Linked DNA regions of Mus musculus: regions 2 and 3 are each linked to region 1. The links are chromatin loops, found by intact Hi-C in ENCODE. Cell type or tissue: left cerebral cortex. All regions are shown on one strand. Each heading gives the region's core, and the rest is flanking DNA. Links, peaks and the distances in the headings are about the cores only.

The links. Peaks named below come from ENCODE experiments on the same cell type or tissue, not always from the same donor. Only the 100,000 strongest peaks of a DNase experiment are listed, where the experiment ranks them.
Region 2: it touches region 1 in a loop (5-fold over the local background); 20 of 42 quality-filtered maps call a loop at or near these places.
Region 3: it touches region 1 in a loop (5-fold over the local background); 21 of 42 quality-filtered maps call a loop at or near these places.

What each region holds. Positions count from the first base shown.
Region 1 is chr6:90,734,384-90,740,459 of GRCm38, forward strand. The region is part of intron 1 of Iqsec1 (IQ motif and Sec7 domain 1); the gene reads right to left. Among named protein-coding and RNA genes, the nearest start is that of Iqsec1, 73 kb to the right of the region's middle. In left cerebral cortex, for the core only: a CTCF peak has its summit at 3,222 (motif pointing left); DNase peaks (open chromatin) are centred at 2,065, 2,540 and 3,228; H3K4me3 peaks cover 1,720 bases; H3K27ac peaks cover 1,361 bases.
Region 2 is chr6:90,813,815-90,819,428 of GRCm38, forward strand. It overlaps a transcript of Iqsec1 not described here. Among named protein-coding and RNA genes, the nearest start is that of Iqsec1, 6.5 kb to the left of the region's middle. In left cerebral cortex, for the core only: a CTCF peak has its summit at 2,607; no DNase peak of the experiment used is centred there; H3K27ac peaks cover 130 bases.
Region 3 is chr6:90,807,697-90,813,310 of GRCm38, forward strand. Iqsec1 (IQ motif and Sec7 domain 1) reads right to left here and starts at 2,427. Exons shown (of 14, transcript NM_001134384.1): 1 at 2,072-2,427. The coding sequence starts at 2,094. In left cerebral cortex, for the core only: a CTCF peak has its summit at 2,535; DNase peaks (open chromatin) are centred at 1,081, 1,528, 2,520 and 4,523; H3K4me3 peaks cover 2,077 bases; H3K27ac peaks cover 3,758 bases.

The sequences.
Region 1 (6,076 bases), core at 1,003-5,002:
GACTGAGAGCCAATGTACCGACTGTATCCTGTCACAGTAATGACGGTGCCCTGCAAAGGACTCAGCAGAGGAGGTAAAGGTGACAATGAAGAGAACACAGAGGAATAACCAGTTTCTAGATGGCAGGAATAGGGGGCTCATTCCTGCAGGAGCCAAACCTGGGATGGGTGAGGGGGGCAGAGAGGGACATCAGAAGACACTGCCCCCAACAGAATCACATACTGTGCTGTGCTGAGAGATGACCTCAAGAACTGTTCCTGTCTAGGAACACTTAGGGGCTTAGATATACTACATGCTAGTGTCTGAAGGCTGGCATAAAGGTTAGCTGAAGACAAGCAGGATCAACTTTCCAGCCACAGCCTTGTTTACTTGTCTCCAGACACTGGGGAAGTAGCCTGTCACAGGATGGCATGCAGAGCAGAGCTGGACAGGGCAGCCATAGCAGTGAGTGTTATGGGCCCTTTAAGCAGCCTTGAGACTAGTGGCAACTTTAGTCATAAGACCTAAGATTACTTAATGTTTGCAAGCTGCAGGAGCCAGAGTCCCTTACAAAGGGGGAGCACTGTGGTCCTTTCTTTATTCCTCCATTGCACAGATCTCTCTGACCTCCAGTCTCATGGCACTTTCCCCACACACCAGCTACCCAAGAACACCTGGGTGCTTGGGAGACAGGAGCAGGCAGGCCCCTAAACCCTGAATGTGCTGTGTGACCTTGGACATGTCCCTGCCTCTCTATGTCAGAATCTTGGGTACTCTTTCCAGCACAATACTCAGAGACAGGGCTGTGGGCAATGTGGAACACTGAACCACCTCTTATCCTGTCTTTTCCAGCACTGGGGATGGAGAGGGCAGGGGATGCATCTGGTTTTCAAATTCAACTCCTGGGTTTTTATGGGCAAGTGAGTTTAGAGGCCGGGCCACCTTGCCAGTCCATGGGGAGCAGAGCACAATGCTGGAGGCAGGGAAGGGTGACTAGAAGGCCATGCTGGTGCCTCCTCTGGAGTTGGAGAAGGGCTATACTGACCGGACAGTATGAGCACAGGCAGATGCTGGCATGAAATGAGACAGTGGCTTAGCCAGACTCCTGACCAGACCACCAGGTAGGAACTGAGCATGCTCAGAGCAACACACACAACTGACCAGGCAGTGCCCACTGCTGTCCTTGGGAGGCTCATGAAGTGGACAGAGCCAGGGGAGGGGACACCCATTGTCATCTGTCTGCTCAGTTTGCTCTGGTGACAGATCAGCTGTGACAGTTTACAGCTTGGCAATTTAGAGTGGGTACTACCCAGTAGAAACATGGAAGTAGGTTTTCCCTAGGACTCCTGGAGGTGTGGGAGGTCCTTGTACACCTTCTCTGCTGACCAAGCTTGCCAAGGCACAGAATAAGGACAGCTGCTGTGGTCAGGGTGGGAGTGGGATTTCTCACACCGAGCCTCACCCTAAGGTCCCAAGCCCAGGCTGTTAGAAAAGAATGGGGTTTCCTTTACCAGCCCCCAGCAAATCTCACAACCCTATACTACAGCCTGCCTCTTGTCACATACAGGACCTGGTCCAGAGGTTTCACTGTGTTCTGCCCACTAAGCCTTGACCCTTGAACTGATTTCACTGGGAGGAACCTACCAGGAAGACCCCCGAGACCGAGATCCAGCAGGAGGGGCTGCCCGAGGCCACACAAGCAGGTCCAATTTTGGATCAGGTCCCTCTAGCCCAGGCTGCTCAGCTTGAACTAAGCTTTCACCCACTCCGGGCGAGTCCAGCAGTGTGAGGCAAATTCCTGAGATGCTTCTAACTCCCTCCCGCCCGCAGGCTCGGGACTGGGAAGCGCTGGCGGGGTTTCTCCAGGTGGAGGAGGGGGGAGGGGAAAGGAGGCAAGGGTCACAGGGCGACCCCCGGGCTCTGTCCCAGCACAGCAGGAGGCACCGCATTGGCGTGGAGGGCGCCCGCCCCCACCTAGATCGCCGGCACCCCGCTGCGCGGTCCGCAGAGCGCAGAAGCTGTTCGGTCGCGTCCTCCGCGCGTCCCAGGGGCCGCCCCACACCGCCCCGCTTGCAAGGCCGGTGGCGCCGGGTCCCCAGAGTCTGCAAGCCCGCACCGCGCGCGCGCGCGAAATCACCGCGGCTTCACTAGCCCGCCGGGGTCCGCATAGCCCGGCCCCGCGAGGGGGTTCGAGCCCAGCCCGCCTGCTCCTACCTCTCGGTGCCCGCAGCCGCCGAGTGCGCGCCGACCCGCCGAGAGCGCGGCCCTTACGCGTCGGGCCGGCGGGGCGCGGGGTCCAGGGGCGCACAGAACCGGAGCCTGACCCCGCGCCCCCGCCCGACGTGACCTTGGCGGGGGTCCTCTTTCTGCCTGGCCTCAGTTTCCCCCTTCCGAAGGTGTGTGTGTGTGCGCGCGCGCGCGTGTGTGTCGGGGGGCGGGGAGGACGGGTGCCGCCCCAACCAACGACGTCACCGGAGTCCGGGCGAGTGGAGGGCGCTGGAGGCCTCGGGGCCGCCGCAGCGGATAGGCCAGGTGGCCAGGCACGCAGAAAACCGGCGCGGAGTCGTCGGCACGGCGGCACCTTTCCTTTCTCTTACGAACCTCAAGATCCCCCAAATTAACACCCAGCCGAAAAGCAGCCGGGGCCCACACTCCCTGGTCCTCCCAAGGAGAGCCGCATCCCCTGCGGCCAGTGTTCCTCCTCCTGCACTTGTCCGCAGTTCGCTGAGACAGTCTAGGGAGGACAAGCCACTGGCTCCGAGTCGCACAGCGTCCGGACTGCTGAGGTTTGTCCGGGCACCACGCCCCTCCGCAATCTCTACGACCCCACACTATTCGGTTGAGCGAAAGAAGGACGAAGGATCCTGGACTGAAGGCTATATCCCTTATCCTTATAGCGCAATGAACTAGCCACCAAATAAATTCTGTGACTGGCCTCAATTAGCCTGACAACTGTCTTTGAGAATGGGGTAGGGGAGTCTGCACCAGGAACCCAAAGTTTGAGAAAGAAATAGACTGGAAAGGGGAGCTGGGCCTGGAGGGGATAGGAACAGGGAAGGTGGGTGTGCAGGGCTGTGCCTAAGAAAAATACGAGGATGGGAAAGCGTTGTTAGCCTGTATAGTAGAGAACGGAGGCGTGGGAAGCACACAGCAGACCACCCTGAAAAAGGAGCTGTCCTTCCTAGGCAGAGTCCCCACGCCTCCCACCAGGTGGAGCAAGGGCGCCAGGAGAGAGTGCTGCATCCAAGCAGCGCCCCCTGGTGCCTAGAAGCGGCGAGGCAAGAAGCTAGAAGGACTGGGCGGCCGTGGTCCAGCCTGGAGGAAACTGGGGGAGTGATGTCATGTGTGAGCAGATGGGGCTGGGTAGGCTGCCATTAGGCTGTGTTGACCTTGAACAAGGCGCTTTCCTCTTTCAGAGCTATTTTATTTTATACTCTGCTTTTTAAATTTGAGACAGTGTCTCACTCTAGACCAAGCTTGCATGTAGCCCACACTAGTCTTGAACTCATGACAAGCTTGCCTAGCCTTCCAAGTTCTGTGATTACAGGTATGAGCTCCCATGCTAACACCCAACTCTTTAAGAATTTTCTGAATCTTAGAATATTGGGTATTGATAACAAAGCTAAGGGACAGTCTAGGTCCTGGTATGTCTATCCTGCCCCTGACAATCATAAACCTAGCCCTCGTGGCCCACTCCTGCAACCCTGGTACCTGGGAGATTACTTTTGAGACCTTTCCCCACCTGAAAAGTAAACCCATGGCACCTTGCTAGTGTCCATAGCAAGGCAGTAGGATGGGCTCACAGGCCAAGGTGTGAGTCTTACCCTCCCCCAAACCTAGTTATAGCTTTTCACATTGTTAGAGTAATGGATTATTGTTTTAGTTTAAGGCAACAGAGCCTATGCTAGACTGGGACTTCCTTAGAAGATCAAACTAACCTCAAACTCACAGAGATTCTCATGGCTCTGCCTCTTGAGTTTTGGAATTAAAGGTGTGTGCCCCCATTCCCAGCCTACTGTACTAGTTTTAAAACATATTTTAAAAAGCAGCCCTTCAAGGAGGAAGATTCTTGTGTAGTTTTTATAACTAATATAGCTGGTGTGGAGATCAGTTACAGGGCTGGTAGGAAGGCAGGTGATAGAAGATAGGCTAACTAGGTCTGAGGCAGCTGTGTGACCTCAGCCAGATCCTATCACCTCTCCGAGCCTCATAGGAGCTATAAGCTGGAACTGATGGAACCCCCATCCTGCCTCCTTCAAGGCTGCTGAGCAGGTCGGCTGCACTGATGTATGGAAGGTGTGCAAAGGGCACCGTGCAGAAGCTTCATTCCCAGAAGCCAAGAAAGCAAATGTTGATGTATTGAACTATATCAAATTAGACCATATAAATGGAATCAGAATACCACAAACAAGGTAAAAAAGACAAATGGCACCCTGAAACAATGTCTGCCGCACATAGCACAAGTTAATGAGGAAAATGAGAAAAAAGTTAATTTCCCTAACACAGAAAGTGCTCCTTCCAATCGATAGGATGACTAACCCATTAGAAAACAGCCAAGGCTATGAAAGCTGCTCAGGACTCCTGCTTGTAATTAAATGCACATTAGAGAAATGCAATCAAAACACAATTCAACTCACTTGCTTTAAAAAAAAATTCCTAATTGGGGGGTGGAAATGGCTCAGTGGTTAAGAACACTTGCTGTTCTTACAGAAGACCCAAGTTTGGTTTTCAGCACCCACATTTATCCTTTGCTTGTCTTTGTGTCTCACAAAGGCAAGTACATTCAGTCCCCAAGCTATGTTTCCACTTACGTTTCCCTCACTTTACAATGGTGTCATGCACTCAGTGATATGTGGGTGAACACACTCCAGACTTGAGTTCTGATCTTTCCCTGAGCTAGTGAGATGCAGTCTGACCATCTTCCAAGATGTTGGGATGAGGCAGTGAACAGGTGTCCCACGGGGATCTGGGGACGGGACACCAGCCTGCTCTATACAACGGGTGCTGCCCAGCTGGGGAGTCAGTCAGCAGATATATTGAATTAATTTTTCACCAAACATTTTCAGTTCATGATGGGTTTGTTGGAATCTTAAATATCCCTTGCACCCCCAAGGTCTGTGTGAAAAAGCTTTGGCCTCTAGGGTGGCAGTATTGGAAGGTGGCTGAACCTCTCTACTCTTTGTTTCTTCTTTCTCAGGCCTTGACTAGTAACTGCTTCTGCCTCCTGAGCTTGCCATGATGGGCTGTGCTTCCATGGTGCCAAGCAACCACGGACTGAAATCTCTACAACTATAAGCCAAAACAAGATAGTGGTTACAGTACTGGAGGGCTGGCCTGTGTGCTAATATTAAGTATTTGTACCTTTGGAGGTAAGGGGGGCGGGCACCGAAGATCTGCTGGTCCCTGAATATACTACCTCTGACAAGGATGAGCCAGGGAAGGCACAGAAACACCCTGGAAAGGGCAAGGAGAGCTGGGAACAGAAAAGAGGAAGACTGGCCTTCCACTGAAACATTCTACTTACACCTGTGTGTGTGTGTGTATGTATATATGTATGTACACACATATATGTATAAGTATATATCTCACTATATATCTGCATTACTGTTTTGTTTTGCTTGTTATCCTCTGTGTAGCCCTGGCTGTTCTCAAACTCAGAGATCTGCCTGCCTATGCCTCCCAAGTACTGGGATTAAAGGCATGCACTACTACACCTGACTTGGATATATTCCTGCTGTTTGTTTGTTTGTTTGTTTGTTTGTTTTTAATCTGTTTGCAAATGATAAAATTCTGGGGCTGGAAAGACAACTCAGTGCTCTTGAAGAGGATATGGGGTCAATTCATAGCACCCACATAGGGGCTCACAACCGTCCTAACTCCAGTCCAAGAAGATCCATGAGTGCCAGGCATACACACAGTGCACATATATACATGTAAGCAAACACTGATACACATAAAATCAATGTAAAAATTTACAAGGAAAATAGCAATTTCTGATGTTGGGAGGTACGGTGCCTAGGCCTGCTGTGACACAGGCTTAGGATGACTGCCTGTGACCTCAGTATGGAGGGTGCCCCTTCTGAACCCTATAGTTTCC
Region 2 (5,614 bases), core at 839-4,838, 79 kb after region 1:
ATTTGGAGACCCTGAGCTAGGAGTGCAGAGGGATCTAGGATCAAACTTGATACAGTGATTCTAGGGTTTTCCAACTCACAACCCCCCCCCCAGAGGCTCCACCTCTCAATTAGGCAGTGAGTCCAGTGGTCAAGGCTTGGAGAGACATCTACCATCAGCTGGGGACTTTGGGTTGGGAAGTTCCCAAACTTGAGCTAGGCTGTGCTCTCCACTCACTGTGAGGCAGTGACTTCAAGCTCTGTTCATGGCTCAGAAGCCCCACTTCCAGAACTAAGTTTGTCTGAGGATTTTCCAATTTCTTTTTCTAAACAGAGTTTCCTGTAGTCAAGGTTGACCTTTAACACAGTGGAGATGTGGATAACCTTGAACTTCCAATCTTCCTGCTTCTACATCCCTGGTGCTTAGCTTACAGGTGTGCACAACTAGTCTTGCTGTATGAGGTGCTGAGGGGTCAAACTCAGGGCTTCCTGTATGCTTTTTCCAGTTATAAACAATGCACCTCATGTATCAGCCAATCCCCTCCACTGACAGACATCCATATAAACATTGCCATGGAATAAACTTGATCACTATGGTCTCACACAGCCTGTGAAACTGAGTACAAATCTTGGAAACTCGCTGGTGTGAGGGTGCCAGGCAGGGTGGATGCCTGAACTGCTCTGTACTCCCAGCTCAGGATCTCAGAATTAAGCACTCAGCAACACCTCTTCTTGTTCCTATTCACCTCACCTCTCACGCAGGGCCCCTCAAGCCAGCTCTGGGCACGCTCACCTATTCCCTCTAGAGACTGCAGTGTCCAGTACAGGAAGAACATTGACCAACATGATTTTCTCCCCAACCAGGGTTACCCAGTGCTGCTTGGGCTACACAGGACAGGGCAGACCTACATGTAAATTAGGCAGATCAGAGAACTCACAGAACACTGGATTATGTAAGGGGGACCAGTGGGCCAGGTCCCCAGGCCACAAGTGGCCCTACCATAATCACCATGAATTTGCCACGCTCGCCTGCCTTCATCTGTATAGGACACGGCTGACCCAGGGTTGCTCTGAGACCTAACTAAGCAGGGAGGCAGAGGTGAGAAAGGCTACACCCCTGCTGGGAGAAGGGGATCACTTTGGCTCCTCAGTCCTTTCCACAGCCCTGTCTTAAAGGAATTGTGCAAGGCCCTTAATTGTCCTGTAAGGGGAAAGGGGGAGCTGGGGTGATTGTCTGTTCCAGTGGTGGGCAGGGGTGATGAAGGTACTCACTACTACTTCCCTGTCTGGTGAAGTCCACACAGTCACCACAGCTCACACAGTATCTGACTGCTAGTCCCTTCATTCTGGAGGGATCATAAGCCCTGAGTATGGTGTGGGATAAGGAGAGAAAGAAGAGATAGTTTGGAGTAGAGAGAGAGTGAGTAGGACAAGTAGGAGATGAGGCAATACAGGTTCTTATGGGCTTCTGAGTGACAGCAGTGTCACATACCTTTATACAACACAGTGCAGGTCTATAGTAAGAGGAAGGAAGACCCCTCCTTTCAGCAATGACGGGCAAGTGCTAGAGGAGGGACATGGAGGATTCCAGAGAGTCATGAGGGCCTTGATGGAACCTTGGCTCTAGAAACGTGGGAGACAGAGTTAGATCCAATTGGAAAAATGAACCTTGGCAGGGAAGGGGCAAAAGGGAAGACATCCTGGCCACAGCTGTGGTGCTCCTGCCCTCTACTGCCAATGCCCAGCAAAAGGCCCATGCTTCCAGCCCCACCACAACATCTCCCAGGGACCTGCCATCTGTTCTCTTCTGCCAGGGTGACTCAGGCCAATTCTCTATAGAATCTGAGGTAACACTAGAACATTCCCAGTGAAAACGAACAAACAAAACTACAAAAAGCTGACAACAGCAAAGTGGGATCCTAGATTTTATCATAAACACCACCACAGGTCTCTGGTACAGGGCCCCCCTTGGGGCGCTCTCAGCAATGGCTACCAGGAAAAGAGCAAGTTAGCAAGGTGTATGTTCAGTCTGAACAGAACAATGCCACAAAAATTCAGGTTGAAGAAACTTGTGGGAATGAACCTGATAAGACATGCCACAGGGAAATGCTGCTATCTCTTGGCCGGGATTCCTGGTCAACTGGATGCCATCTTCAAATGTTCTACAGTCTAGGTGTAGCTCAGTGGCAGAGCACTTGACTAGCATGAGCTGGGCCCTGCTTTGAATCTCAGCTCACCCATAAATAATAATAATAATAATAACAACAACAACAACAACAATAATAACAACAACAACAATGCCAACTTTCTGTGGTGAGAACCACAAGAAAAATGCACCATTGCAAAAACCTTCAGCCATCTAGCAATTACCAAGGCTGCCAATGAGCTGTCTTAGTAAGAAGAAGGTGGGAACCATAGAGGTTCAGAGTGGTCTGTGGGGTTGAAACTGACTTAGTAGAAAATCAGTTCTGTTCCTTCTCACAGAGGGTTGTAAAAAGCAAATGAGTGGAGCTAGAGAGATGGCTTGGTGATCAGGAGCACTTGATGCTCTTACAGAAGTAAGATCCCAGCACCCATGTTAAGCAGCTCACAACCAACCACCCATAGCTCCAACTCAATGAGAGACAACATCCTCTTCTGGCCTCTGAGGGCACTGCACTTGTGCATATACCACACATAGACACAAATAAAAATATTTAAAAATGAAAATCAGATGAGTGAATATGTACAGTGGGCCAATGAGAGCAGAGTGAACTATGATAAATGCTCAACAGTGTCCTCAGGGGCATATGCAGCGAGGTAGGTGAAGGCAGGGCCACTGGACAGGGCAAGTGGTGCAGCCTATGCACAGCACAATTGCATGGAGCAGCTATTAGCTGCGGATGGAAACAATGTCCCAGAGATGTGTAGACTGCACAATCTTTTCCACAAAGAATCTGTGTAACAGAATGATAGGCAGTGGGCATGGTGCCAGAATCTTGTAGCCTCTGATAACCTGGCAGGCCACTGGCTGCTCTGTCTGAGGCATGGATGCTACCTCCTTCCTAAACCCTGATACAATAAGGAAGAGGACCTATGGTACTCGGTGAGAGTACCTACCACAAAGTCCATTTTCATTGGGGCCTGACAGACCATGTTCACATGGTCTTTGTCTCTCTGGTGTCTAGTGCAGTTAGGCTGCAGGAGGAATTCAGACAGTTTTTTTTCTGGAGTGACTATTCCTTATCCTATCTCTGTGCTGGGATCCTGCCCAGGAGAGCGCACACTCCCTACCTGAGTAAGCCAGTGTCCCCCTTCTCCACCCTTCTTCCATGGGGGATTTTGCTGGTGGCACAGGTGGGTAAAAGCACAGCAAACTCAGGTCCCGGCCTCATAAGAAGAGGGTCTTGATCTTTTTTGTTGTTGTTGTTCAGGGTTGTGACCACAGTGCCTGGGTCACCACAGCTACTCAATAAAATGTTGTGAGTTGATGAATGAGAGACTGAGAGAATGAATGTGACCAAGTGCAGTCTCACTCTGAGTTCTTGCCCAAGGGTCCACTCCTCTTTATTGCCACCCTCCCTGACTTCATCTACCTACCCACAGTCATGACTGTGGTAGGAACAGAACATGGGGTCTGCAGAGTCGTGAGCCTACAGCCTCCTGCAGAGGTGGTCCCCAGATCCTTAGCCAGGCCCCCAAATCCTTTAGATCCCTGCTTCCCACTGTGTTCTTTCTCCCAGCATATTCAGGCATCTGCCATGCCAGGAGACGCCATGTCCTGTCAACCAGTGAACTCTGTAGAAATCTCAGACTAAGACCCCAAACTCACATATGCACCCCACCCCCACTAGCATTTGGACACACCAGGAAGGCTGAATGGAGCCCAGGTGCAGAGCACCAGCACTGCCCTGACCATATCCCCTGGGGTATGTTCCTTGCAGAGAAATCCAGTCATTATGTTGAAAGAAAACTCATTTGTGCCCCCTGGCTGACTTGAACTTTCTCTGTTCGAGGGCTGCAGTAATCACTAGATACCCTGGCCTAACCACAACCCCCTTCATTTAATTTCTGCCATCTCCAAAGCTGTCCATCACCATTTATCATTTGGGTCTCTGGCTCACTCAACATGGGTCCAGCAAGGTCCCCCTCCCACCCCAGCCCCTGCAGCCCCTCACCACCTCTCTCTGTAGCACCACCCACAGGCCCACTGTCATTCTCAGAGGGTATCACCTTGGGTTGAAGGGGGCTGGAAAACCATGTCTGGATTCACTGATTGGCTCCAAAGCTTTCCCTGTGTCCAGCACACAGTTGGTCCTCACTGGACACTGGATAGATAAACAAATACATGGATTCTATGACCCAGGTTGGAGTGAGGCCTGGGGGCCTGCTCTCTTACTTAAGAGTGTGGGCTCTTGTAGGCTCGGCATTCCTGGACTCAGCCAGACTGGACATATTCCCTAAAGACACCATATCTGTGCAGAACAAGCCAGATTTCCGTCTTTACCTTAATCCACACAGCAGAACTAGATACTGTAAGATATTTACAGCCCATCCAGACCTACCAGAGATGTTGTGGAACATGGATGTCATTCAACATGAATACCCATGTTGTATTCATATGTGGAGCTTGAGTGGGCCGGCTTTCAGATACCAAGGAATGAATATTCTTGGTCTTATGTTTCTACCATGGGCCCACCTCTCTTCCCCCCTTTCTTCCTGGCTTCCTACCCTTCCAGACAAAAAGCTTTGCAGCTACTACAGAAGCAAGTCAGAACTAAGGAGGGTCCTGGAAGGCCATAGCAAAGCTTAATTGCTATAGTTGAGTCACTCCTGCTGGGTTACAGCCTGACCCCATGGCCTCTTGGACTGCCCTGCTCTGCTCTGCTACACTTCATACCTAGACCCCTGTCCTCTCCTGTAACCCAGGTGCTATAGATATGTCCAGAACAGAGGTGAAGACAAGCAGAGGGTGACGCCTGAGAGTCACATGTTCTGTGGAGGACCTAGACTCTGTCACTCCCCTGGGGGCATCCTTTGGAGTTCAACTTCACCATGGAAGATGAGAAGGAAGGGGTGGCTTAGGTGGCTGAGAGTAGGCAGGACTAGGGGGAATCCTGACTGGGCCATCCTAAAGCAGGAGGGCTATTTTTGTGTTTCCTGTGTCTTGAGGCTCAGAGGCAAGGCAGAGTTCATGATAAGTGCTGCTCTAGGGTTAAACTACTCTGTACTATGCCTGGTCAGAAGAAACAGCTTGGAAGGGAGTAAAGGGGAAGAGAGACCTGTCTAGAGCTAAGGGAAACAATGAAGACTGAGTGAGCAGTTGCAGAAGGAGACTTAGATGCTGTCAGGTCTCAGAAAAGCTCTGAGTGTTATACACAGGCATACCAGCAGAGGGCAGTGTTTGGCTGCCTCAATATCAGGGAAAGTAAGAAACCCCATATGGCTGGTTCCATAGCAGTGAAACTTGGCGGCGGCGGGGGGGGGGGGGGGGGGGGGGGGGGGGGGGGTTGGTTAGGGGACGCTGGGTTTCTCCTCAGGCCTGCAGTCAGCTTCTGCCATGCTCAGGCTACTTTGCTGGCCCCTCTCAGATAATGTCAACGCCTTCTGCTACTTCTGGCTGCAGAGCCTCAGTGGGGCCTGTTATCCAGGCAAGG
Region 3 (5,614 bases), core at 839-4,838, 73 kb after region 1:
GGGAGGCAGAACCAAGCCACAGGATATGAGAAAACACGTGACTAGCCAAGACTGCTCTGAGCTGACAGCCATCAGCCCCCTTCCACACGGCTGGCCTGGAGAATCAGAAGTCTAGAGCAGTAGTTACTGAGAGATCCCTTGGCTGGGCTGAGCCCTGCCCTGGTCAAGTGAACTATGATAGAGAACAAACATAGGCTGCTAACTGCTAGTAGGTAAATCAGCAAGGCCTGCTTGGCTCCAAACCCTCTGAGCTGTCTTCCAGACTTCCCCAGCCAATTTGATTGTGATGGTTGATACCAACAGAATACGGGAGGGGGGGGGGATAGCTCAGCCTACAGAGCCCCAAGAGTTAAGAGTAGAGAGACCTTCAAGGAAAGGAGGTGGGGGGACCATATAGGTGCTGCCAACAGGGCTGCCTAAGGCTGTGTTCAGATGTAAGCCTCTGGCCCTCGACAGGTTGAATGAACCTTGGAAGCATAAAGGACTCTAAGCAGCGCTCCTGGCAAGATGTTTTCCATGAAAAGTCCAACATCTAGGCCAGTGCACACCAGGTTTTCAGAGGTGATTTGTCCAGTCTCCGTTTCCCCATTTTAAAATGGGGGCAGGGGTTGTCTTCATTCCTGTCCAGGCAAAATCTTTCAGAAGGTGTTCCCTAGCTTTGGAAACAGGCCCAGGGGCCAGCTGCTCTCTGTGAGAACTGTCACATTTCATGCTAATGACATCTTCCCTCCACAGCAACTTGCAGTGGCCTCTGCAAGTTGTCAGTTTTTTTTTTTGACACTAAAGGCTCCTGTGCCATTGAAGGAGTGGCAGGAGGAAGGAGGCTGCTGCCAGGAAAGTACCTTCCCCGAAGGTGAGAAGGTGAGATGAAGTTCCATGCTAGGAAGAGCGCTACTATTTCTGGTCTTGCCACGGAGAGCAAGGACCCTGTGTGGTCCCCTCAAACACCAAAGAACTCACAAGCTTTTCCAGAGCCTCCTGCAGGGGCCCAGCCTGATTATGCAGCTACAGGCAAGGTTTACTTTCCTTCAGGCTCATTAGCATGGGATCCGCCCCTCTCAGGAGGGGAGGAGGCAAGGCCTAAGGAGGGCTCAGAGGGCCCTTGATGGGGCTTGGGGGCCTCTTGGAGTTCAAAGCCAGTCTGAAGAGAGTTTGAATTTCCCAGATGACCTCCTAAAAACTGTTGCAAGCCTCCTCTCCTAGTCCTGGTGGCTGATCCCAATTCAAGAACGTCATGCCTTGCTTTTAAACCTTGAAAGGTCCAAGATTACCAAACTGTCTCTATCAGCTTCCAAGCACTGAGCAGGTAGTACTAGGGCAGACTGAGACCAGACCCAAGTCTCATTCAGTCCCCAGGGCCTAGAGTGCCCACATAGGGCAAAGGTTTCTCTTCCCAGAACAGCACCAGCAGAGCCCCCAGAGAGCCTAGAAGGAAGCTGGCATTTGAATCCCACTGCCCCCTGGGAAGCCTGGCTTCACTAAGCACAGCTTTGCTTCCATAAATACCCAGTCCCGTGATGTCACCACCCTAAGCCCGACTTTCACCACCTCCGCTGCTGGCATCAGGCCCAGCAGACGGGTGCTCAGTACCGGCACATTACACCTGTGCTTGACAGCTGGACACTGCTGCCACCTTCACCTGTCTATGGAGAAGGCCATCTCCTGCCACTATCTCAGCCTGCTGCTGGCCTTCCACCTGGCTTGGGTGCAAGCCATGGGCTTGCTGAGTATCAAAGCTTTCCCTAAATAGGTCTGTCAAGGGCACTGACAAAAGCCTAGACCACGGCCATGAGTCTGGGACCCTCATTTGTGGATGTGGATTAGGAGGAGGGTGCCTGCTTCAGTAGGGGACTTTCACAGCTCAAGGAAGACTTGCTGACTAAGATTCTTTTCCCCCTCATCATCAACAACACTGCCTTTGCCGCAGGGGTACAAACATTGGACGAAAGCTTGCTCCCCCTGGACGCCACCTGCAGAGCAGCCACCCCACCTCCACCAAGCCCCTCACTTCAACATGAGTAGTGGTCCTTTCTGCCTCAGGCTTTAGGATAAACTTGTCTTGCATACTCACAAATAGCGTCTTCGGCAAGCCATCCTGCCCAAGTCTGATTTCCTTCTCTCTCCTGCCTGGGCTGAGGAGGCTCAAGGTGGTTCAGAGGAGGAACAGGATGCTCAAGCGAGGTGGAAAGGAAGAAAATGAAAGCCAAGGGCAGTCACTTTCCCAGGACTGGCAGGTTCATCTAGATATGCTGGATGTAATGTGGCAGGGGGCTCCAAACAGGTCCTCCTACGCAGGGTTTACACTGTGCCCAGAAGCCTGGGAAGACGTCGAGTCACCATGGTCGCCAGGTTGGGCGGGGGCGTCTGCCTCGCTGCTACCTGGGACTTCCTTGGGAATTTTCCCTCCCGCACATCCGGGGTGGCAGTGCGCTGGGATGAGGAGGGGAGGGCTGGAGGAGGGGGGTGTCTGTGCCGGTTTGCTCTCGCAGCATCCGGAGGAGGGACAGGAGTGCAGGAGCGCCCCCTCCTTCCAGGAGCAACGTAGTGCGGCCTCGCTGGACCAATCGCCAAAGTGCTCGTTGCCATGGCAACTGCAGCATCAAACAGGGCCGCCCTGTGGGTGCGGCTGCAAAACCAAGAGCCCTGGCGCTGAGACCAATGAGGTGGCTCCTTCTGGCCCTCACTGGAAACCTGGAAATCTGTTGCTAAAATGCACTCGCAGCCCGAAGAATGTAATGATGGCATTGCTTTCCAGGGCAGCTTTCCCGTCCCTGGCATGGAAACATAGGAGCCACTAAACTAAGAACTCAGGAGATCTTGTGTCCTGGAGTTAGGGGCCATGAGACTTCAGCAAGCAGAGTGTCTCCTGGGAATTTCAGATGTGATACTGTAAAATGGGATCATGACAGTTGTGTAACTGGTTCAGGAGGGCTGACCACATACAGTAACTGACATAGCTTGTTATGCACACATCAAATCCTGAGGAGGCACGAGGGTGGGGGGGTGGGGTAGGTGGAGGGGGTCCTCATTCATTTAGGACTAACAGACACAGGGTGGCCCAGCCAGCACTTTGGCCTGAGTCTTCACTTGCAAAGCTGCCTCCAGGGAAGGTAGTGAGAGTGTGAACCCTCTGGATGAGGGTGGCAGTTGCCAGGCTATTTTCTTTGTTCCATTCTTTTAGCTTCTCAGACCCACTGAAGTTGGGGGAAGAGGGAGGCTTCACTCTTGAGTTCTGTTCTTTTATTACAGAGAAAATGGATCTCAGAGGCAATGAAAAACTTATGGAAGGTTACACAGCAAAGAGGGACAGAGGCCAGATGAGGAGGAACTCATTCATCTGGCGAAGTGTCCTTGTATGCAGCGTAGAAACTGCTGAAGCAGCTGGGTAGCCAAAATACAGGGGGCTCTAGGAATGGCCAGTCTTTCCATGAGAGCCCCCCTCCCCAGAAGAATGCTGTCATAGGAATAATTCAGATTTATGTAGGCTTAGCACATGGTAAACTGGTCCACTCTCTCTCCTTGATTGAGTTGCTCTGTATTTTATCAAGATCAGGATACCACCACAGCATCAGAAGAGGTCCTTCCAGAAATGTGTGTCATTAACCACAGCTGCTCATAAAGGCACCCTGGGGGGGTGTGGGTACTAACACCCCCACCTGTGTGCTTGTGCTTTCAAACTTCTTAAAGAGGAGCTGCTTTTCCCACTCTCATATCACAGACGAGTAAACTGAAGCTGTGATTGAGAACTGTCCACCCTGTGTGCACTCTGCTCTAAAGGCCCCATCCTGGGCTGCTTCTTGTCCTCCTTTTGGACCCATGACATCCATTGTATGCCTGTCTCTTTTCTGGCTGCTCTTCCAGAGAGGCACACACATCTTGATCCTGCTGTATTTTAAAGAAGAGTGAGTGATAAAGACCTCCACACTCAAAAACAGCTGCCAAAGCTTTCAGGCTTTGACAAAGCATTGAGTGCAGCACACAGTTGTTCTCACACCTGATGTTCTTTGCCTGGCACCAGTCAGATAAAGGAAACTCCATAATGTTGACATTCCAGCTGGTCTCTTAACTTGAGACCCCAGAAGTTCCTGAGTTTCAGGAAGCAACAGAAAGTACAGGAGCATGCTATCACCAAGTGAGAGTCAGACTGCTTGGTTCAACTTTGAAGATGTGAACACACAAGGTTTCAGAGTCACAGAAATGGTGTGGCAGACTGCACCTGTCCACTTCAACTGTGACCAGATGCCTGAGGTGTGAGTGAGTGGTAGTCAGCCTTGCATGACTGCCTGCCCCTGGGTAGAATTGTAAGACAGGACCACCCAACAATCTACATGTTCAGGCTGAGGCTGACATAGAGCATTTCATAGCCAGTTTCTGGACCCATGTCCCCATCTCATCCCTACAGTCTAGGAGAAGCAAACGCCTCCAGGGCTGGTTCCAGAAATTTCCTATCTAGGACTTTGCCTCATAGACTGGAAAATTCCAACCTGCAGGCTGATAGGGATATTCAGGCAGAGTGTCTCTGTCTTCCAACCTGTGGCCATCTGTCCCCTAGGCAGGAGCATAACAACATTTGGGAAGAGGGAGAGAAGGCTGCTGGCACATGACAAGGAGATATGCCAGTCTCAGTCTTTCCAGGCAGGCAGCCATGCATCTCAGCACTGGGCATTCTTCACGGGGACAGCAGCCCATCCCCCTTTTAGGCGGACACAGGACTAACTGTGGAGCTCTAGGGTCTGTACCCTTTTACCTGTACCAGTCTCCCAAACACAGACACTTCACACCCCAGCACTATATTTTTCTTTTTCTGAAGCTTTACATTTTCAGTAAGTAAAATGCAAAGTGCAGAAATAACACAATCATCTTTTCTTTTGGGACAGGGTCTGTGTAACATTGGCTGGTCTGGATTTTACTGTGTAGACCAGGCTGGCTTGGAATTCATAGAGATCTGGTTGCCTCTACCTCTCGGAATGTTGGGATGAAACGTGTGCTTCACCAGCCCCATCAAGAATGCCTGTTCATAAAGTAAGAATAGTCCTCTTCCCCTCAACCCCGCATCTTACTCCTCCTGCTCATCTCTGCAGTGGAAATGGTTCTCATCTGTCTGGAGTGCAGCCTTCCGGCACTTTTCCTACGCATTCATGCACATATGCATGCGTGCAGGAAATAGAAAGTACTGCATGGATCCGGAAAATGATAATGTGCTATGACATTAAAAATATTTTAAAATTTCCAAAAGACATAAAGATGAACGCTGTTAACCCTGAGGCATCAGCTGCCTGTAATGAAAAAACCTCACTTGATAAACATGCCGGAAGCCTGGGAGGTCACATCTCTGTAGCATTCTCTCTAGCTCAGTACCCAGGCTCCAAGACTGCATGAATGATCTGTAGGGAATCTTTCCTCCTCAGCTGTCCTCATGCAGGCATCCTGAGCAGTGTAAACTACGGTGAGTATTTGGAGCTGTACTTAAGTGGCCTCATACCGTGTGTCCTTTCCTGCAGCAAACACTCGGCTCAGCATCACTCTGGAAGGCTGAATCACAGACTCTGCAGAGCATAGGCTTTTCCATGCTGCAGTTGCACATCACATGCCTCCCAAATCCTAGTTGTGGCCA